Linked DNA regions of Homo sapiens: region 1 is linked to region 2. A link is a contact called in ENCODE Hi-C data. All regions are on one chromosome and are shown on one strand. Each heading gives the region's core, a stretch centred on a gene start or an enhancer-like site at or near the end of the contact. The rest is flanking DNA. Distances are from core to core; before and after follow the strand shown. Region 1 has its middle 17 kb from the start of LINC02771. Region 2 overlaps LINC02608 (long intergenic non-protein coding RNA 2608).

Region 1 (3,244 bases), core at 174-2,673, 220 kb after region 2:
ATGTTGGCCAGGGTGGTCTTGAACTCCTGATCTCAAGTAATCCTCCTGCCTCGGCCTGCCAAAGTGCTGGGATTGTAGGCATGTGCCACTACACCTGGCCTTGTTTTGCTTTTTTTTTTTTTTTTTTTTTTTAACACATAGTTTAATCCTTTAGTTAACAAGTATTTCTTGTGCTCTAGTCTTCACAGAATTCTGTGGTGAACAAGACCTGCTGTCATTTGAGAGAGGCTCTCTCGGACTAAGGATGTGTGATACAGGCTCAGGGTACTAAGCCCCATGGCATCACCCAGAGGGAGGTCGTGGGACCCAGGCCCACCTGTGGGAGCTCAGAGCCTGCTGGTGGCAGCTGCAAGCCACCCCAAAGATAGGAGAGGTCATAGTGGCTGTGGTGGCCGGTGATGCCCACCTGGAGGCCATGTGAGCTGTGGCTGGGACTCCCTTGTCTAATCTCCCCCATATTTCTGGATTTGGCCTCCACATTGAGGAATCTCTTACTACTCAGGATCCCTGAAATACATCTGTTGCCTTCCTGCCTGAGCCCTCTCACTTCTTCCCCTTTCCCGTTTATCCATGACCCTCCCCTTAACTGTCACTCATAACCTCTGTCTGATTCACACCACTGCACTCTCTCTGCCATTCCTTCAAAGATCAAGCAGTTTCCTTCTGTTAAACAAAATGTATGGGAGGCCATTATTTGGACTGACCTCCTGCATTAGGGTCCAACAGACCCATCCAAAATGGAGTCACTCACACTAAGGTTCCGCACCACGAAACCAAAAACGAAGCTGTTTACTTGGATCTGAGCTTCTGAGAAATCAGGAGAGAGTTGATAGTCATATCCCATTAGGCTAACAAGATCCTCAATAAGGAAAGTAACTTTGAAACGGCCAATCTGCATCTTATTTCTTGTTTTGGCTTTCTTCAGCCTTTTCTGCCTATAAGCTCAGCCCTTAGCTCAGCTCATGGGAGTTCCTTTTTATTTTGTAGACTGGATACTGCCCAGTTCATGAATTGCTAATAAAGGCAAACTAGACCTTTACAGCTCAATTTATTGAAATTTTGTTATTTGATACGTCCCACAATTTAACAATTGCACCTGATTTCACATATCCATTAATCAACAAAGGAGATGCATATTTCTTGCTTATTATATGTCCAGCACTGCCCTAGGTCCTGGTTTTGGGGTGAGGTGGGAGGAAGGATCGATTAAAATAAATGCAGGAACCTGCTCTGCTCTTAAGGGTCCCCAAAGAGGAGAGCAGTGGGCTGAGTTGCAAAGTGGTTTCTCTAGGACCAGGAGCTGTGGAGATCCACAGGGATCCCAGCCACAGAGTCCCCAGCAAGGCAGGCTTGGGGTAGGAGCTTGCTGAAGGGTGTTGGTTTTTTCTTGGACACTTCTGTCCTGGTCCGACCCACCAGCAGCTGCCTGCATGGGACGACAGTGCCCCCTGGTGGTCAATTCCGGGAACTCTCCAGCAGCTGTTTTGTAAAGCCCAGAGGATTAAGCTCCCTCAAGAACTTCTATTTTTGGTTCCCAGTATTTCCATAATGAAATGCTAACAGAAGCAGCCAAATGGCTTCCCAAAGGACCTGAAAGCTGCACTGCCGAACTCCTGTGTTCTCCAGCTCTCTGCTTCCCAGGGGTCAGATCTGCTGTTGGTTCTCAGGGGCAGTTCTCTGTTCCATACGGTTTAATTAAAGGGTCCCAGGGAGAGCAACTATATGTTTGCCTTGCCGAGTCTGACCTCAGGCTGTGTGCACATTCAGAGTGACGTGTTGGAAAGAACACTGGATCCAGGATCAGGAGGCTCATCCCACGCCAGCCGCTAAGTAGCTGTGAGATAATAATTTCAATAATAGCTACATTTTATTCAGTATTTACTCTGAGCCAGACATTGCACCAAGAGCTTCACATACATTGTTGACTTTGATCCTCACAACAAGCCTGTGAGATTGATACTGCTGTCATCTCCAGAAATCGAGGCAGAGAGAAGTCAAGTAACTTGGCCAAGATCATACAGTATGTGGCAGAGTTAGGACTTGAGTTCATGTTTCTGGGCATCCACTATGCTACACTGAACTGTGGAACTCAAAGAATCGGAAACTAGTGGTAGTGTCCAGACACTGATGTTTTTAAATGTTCCCCAGGTGATGGTGATGTGGAGCCACCTTTGTAATCTATAGGGTCCCACCAGCTATAACACTCAATGAGCCCCATGCCTTCCAAGAAGCAGAGGTGAAGTTGGGATGAGGGGAGAAGCCTGGGTTCAGGCCCTAATCTCCATGGATGTACAGGGCTGAACAGAGTCACAAGCACAGCAGAAACACCATGATGGCAGAGCAGTCATCCTGCCTGCTGTCCTCTTTATCTGGAGATGGTTTGTAGGACAGGAGAGCAATTGCCTTCCACAACATTCCTCAGAGTTCGTTATGTCGCATACACCCCAATCTACAGATCCATCACCTGTCCATTTATCTCAATGCCTCTAGAGCCATTTTCTATTTTTTAATAGATTCATTTGACAAACACTTGAGACTTATGATGTGCCAGGCCCTGAGTCTGCAGGGGTGGAAGAAGCTGGCATGGCCCCACTCTTGTGAGTTGGCAATCTAGAGGAGGAGATAGACAGACAGCACATTTTGGAAAAAAAAAAAGCACACTGTGACACATGCTCTGAACGACACAGCAATGCACAGTGGTGGAAAACAATAGGAGAGCAGAGGGACCTAATAAGACAGAATGAGCTGGGATTAAGCAGAGACCAGAAGAATGTGTTTAGTGTGTGCCTCCTGTTGGTAAATGAGCTCTGTTGTGTTCACTACACACTGGGCAGTTTGGTGCAGAGCTTGCTTTTCCCTGGGCCTCTACTGGAGTCCCCTCCAGGAGACATGGGGTGGCTGCTGTTGACATTTTCTCCCTGAAAGCCCAGGTATCTCTCCAGAGATGGAGAACTCTGAGCTTCCTTTTTACAGAAAGGACTCAAACTGGTGGCTGTTTGGGGATGGGACGATGATGGGTGATGTTTGAGGCCGGAGTTTCAGAATCAGAAAAGTCTCTGTAGTCAAGGCCTTGAGGTTTGCTGACTTTGCGTGACACCCAAAGCGTAGGACCCACAATCAAATCTGTGGAGAGGGCGCTTGTGGTCCATGTGTAGGTGTATACCTGTGAGCATAGGCAAGTGTGCGTGCACACATGTGTGCATGAGAGCAGGCTCAGGCTTCAGCTCCTGGTCACTCTAGTCCT
Region 2 (3,418 bases), core at 695-3,194:
AATCTGCCACTATCAGATTTAAATCAATCTGGCTAATTGGTGTGATTGGAAAGTTGCAGTGGGGCAAGTAATCAGATTGGTTCCGGAGCCTCCACCCTTTGCTGTGCCTGGGTGCTACCTCCTGCAGGGTAGCATATTCCCAATTTTTGTGGTTTTGCAGTGGCCTCCTTTCCTAAGCCCACTAAGCATTTTCCTGTTCTTTTGCAAGGTCTTCTTTTTGTGTCAGGGTGTGGTGGAGCCACACAGGACTGGCATGATATTCACCACTTGTTACTTATGGAACTTGAACATATTTAACCTCTCTGACCATCAGTTTTCTCATCTGTAAAATGAGACCACATTAACGTAGCTTATAGACTTACTATGAGAATTAAATGTATACATGTGTAGATGATCATATTAGACTTTAATTGAAAAGCTTTCCAGTAGGTGTCTTAGTCTGCTTTCTGTTGCAATAACTAAATCCCTGAGACTAGGTACTTTTTTTTTTAAAGGAATTTATTTGGCTGGGCGCAGTGGCTCACGCCTGTAATCCCAGCACTTTGGGAGGCCGAGGTAGGCGGATCACGAGGTCAGGAGATCAAGACCATCCTGGCTAACATGGTGAAACCCCATCTCTACTAAAAATACAAAAAATTAGCCGGGTGTGGTGGCAGGAGCTTGTAGTCCCAGCTACTTGGGAGGCTGAGGCAGAAAAAAGGAATTTATTTCTTACAGTTCTGGAGGCTGAGAAGTCCAGGGACAAAGGATTCCATCTAGTCGGGGCCTTCCTCTTATGGGGACCCTCTGCAGAGTCCCAAGGCAGCTTGGGACATCACATGGTGAGGGGGCTCATGAGAGAGAACCAACCTGGCTTTTTATAACAGACACACTCTTGTGATAACTAACCCACTCACACAATGATAACCTATTATCCATTAACCCAGGAATGGACTAGTCAATCCAATCATGAGGGCAGAGCCCTCATGACTCAGTCACCTCTGAAAGGCCCCACCTCCTGATACTGTTTCACTGGAGAGTGAGTTTCAACATGAGTTTCAAAGGGGACAGTTTCAAATTATAACAGTAGAATTATGTGCATGTCCAGGTGTGCCATTTAGTAGCTGTGAGACCTTAAACAAATTACTGTGCCTCAGTTTTTTTATCTGTAAAATAGAGATAATAATACTACCTACTTCAATGGTTTTTGGTAATGATTAAATGAGTTAATATGTGTAAAATGCTTGGCATAGTAATTGGCAGATGGTGTGTACTATGTTTTAGCTTTTAATATTATTATTATGCATATTATTATGCAACACACCCAGTCTAATACCTGGCACAGAGGAATGTTAAAAAAAAAAAAAAAAGTTTGAATCCCTGTGCTCTGACACCTTTAGCTCCAAACTTGCTGCTGCTACTCAGGATCTCCTTCCTCTCTAGTTGTCCTGTTTAGCTGAGCCTCTCTCCAGCTTATGTGAAACCGTGTCTTGGTAGCTGCTGGGCAATTAGGCATTCAAGGCCCATGTTTGGTGGCCTAGGTAGGCCAGCAGGCAAGTTCAGGAGGGACTGAATCGGTGAGAAGGACCAACAACTTTCACTGACCTCATGACTTCATTCCCTTTATTTGGGGTTCTAGCCTCAGGACACACCAGAGAGGGAAGCCACGGCGTGTCCTTCAGGCCTTCTCAGGAAGCAGGCTTTCCTGAAGGAAGCAGTCCCTAAAACAGACTTGCACCTCTACATTTTGTCAGCCCTGGCACATGCTGTAGGAGGTTCTGGGTTAGCTTCGATGGGGATGTTTTTTCAAGCCTGCAAACTGCAATAGGTGACAACTTCCAGTCCCAAGAGTTTGGCTGGCTCTGCGTTGAACACAAAGCTTCCACTTGCTGCTGAGGGCTGCTGTGCTCTGCCTGCCTTCCAGGGAGAGTTACTTCTGGAAGGCTGTCATGGAGGGAGGAGAGCTAGGCTGCCGGGCCAGCTGCCCACTACACTGGTTCAAACTGGCTGTGCTGGCTCAACAAGGAAAAGACAATCTCACTAATCAGCAGAATCAATCACAGATTAGGAGCTTACCCTGCGAAGGCACAGTGGAGGGTAAAATGGAACAGAAAACAAAGCCCATGTCCTCAAGGAGTTCGCCAAGCTGGTGGAGGAGACGAAAACACTTAAAGAGTAAACTAATAATAACAGGGTATCCGAAGTCACCAGTTTGTCCTTGCAGGTATCAGTGACCTATAGCACTCCTTAAACTCCTGTGGTTCTAGGTAAAACAAACCTTCCCAGCAGAGGCATAATACTACCTATTCTATACCAGGCATTCTTCTAAAGGCTTTTTAATATATTATTTTGTTTAGTTTTCACAGTGACCTTTTGTAGTAGGTGTTAATCTCCTCATTTTCAGATGAGGAAACTCAGGGTCAGACAGGCAAAGGGACTAACCAGAGATCCTCTAGGTAAGAAGTGATGGAACCAGGATCCAAAGCCAGGTTCTCTGGCTCTGGAGGCTGTCCCTTCACCCTCCAGGTTAAACTAGCCGGAGCCAGGGAGGGCGGCTCTGGGAACCACACTGGATAGGACTCCTTCCTCTCTGACGTTGTGGGGAATCCACTGTTGCCTGCTCCTGCCCTTGCTGACTAAAGGCCTCTTGTGTGTGTTGTGTTCAGTAACTTGAGGGAGAATCTGCTCAGTTTGTCCACCCACCACCCAAGGTAGGAATCCCTCTCAGGGAAGGGGTCTCCTGCCCCCTCATAGGCTTTGGGCCACTCCCAGATGGTTGCTTTTAGGGGAGAAAAGGATGCTAATCCAATCAGTTGTGACCAGGATGGTGGTAGTCACATGGCATAGGGGAATCAAATGGTTCCCCGTAACCATCTGATTGTTAGGAGGAGCTTGCCTAGTGCATGCATCTATAAAGAAGGATGTGACAGCTCCTTCCTCCCTACTTATGCTGTATTGCTGCTGGCTGTGCACTCAGAAGCCTTAAAAAACATACATGTTTGCACATAGTATATTTATAAGACTGTTAATAGTGAAAAATAAATGTAACTATCCAGCCATAGGGGATGTACCTAAACAACAGATTACCATATAACTGTTGAAATCAATGCTATATAAGTATACTTATTAACATAGAAAGATTTTTTTCAGTATGTTGCTAAATGTCAGGATCCACTTGAAAAACAGAATGAATAGTCTGATCCTATTTTCAGAAGGAAAAAATGTATATGTGTGTATAGAAAAACATTTTCATTTATACATCAACATATTAATGGAGGCTGTCTCTGATAGGAAGGATTTTAGGTTATTTAAGTTCTTTTTGCTTATGTGTATTTACATTTTTCTACAGTAAATATACATTTCTTATTTAATAAACCTGTTATTTTTAGAAGATCTAATGATGTTAGAAATAATCTTAATTTTATAAAAAGAATCATCT

What was found. Hi-C counts contacts between places; a loop is a spot of excess contacts on that map. Pooled maps may share reads with other maps.
Region 1: a pooled map shows a loop between it and region 2 (3-fold over the local background). The contact joins two enhancer-like sites. A Hi-C loop is called at or near these places in 2 of 168 maps with a recorded cell type or tissue (ascending aorta and cardiac septum) and 5 of 50 pooled maps.

Annotation. Positions count from the first base shown.
Region 1 is chr1:212,454,613-212,457,856 of GRCh38, forward strand. No RefSeq gene overlaps it. Among named protein-coding and RNA genes, the nearest start is that of LINC02771, 17 kb to the right of the region's middle. Within about 2 kb of position 1,424, at least 4 of the 41 ENCODE cell types and tissues checked have a DNase peak (open chromatin) inside an H3K27ac peak, as active enhancers do.
Region 2 is chr1:212,236,852-212,240,269 of GRCh38, forward strand. LINC02608 (long intergenic non-protein coding RNA 2608) reads right to left here. Exons shown (of 4, transcript NR_125984.1): 2 at 2,056-2,125. Among named protein-coding and RNA genes, the nearest start is that of LINC02608, 46 kb to the right of the region's middle. Within about 2 kb of position 1,945, at least 9 of the 41 ENCODE cell types and tissues checked have a DNase peak (open chromatin) inside an H3K27ac peak, as active enhancers do.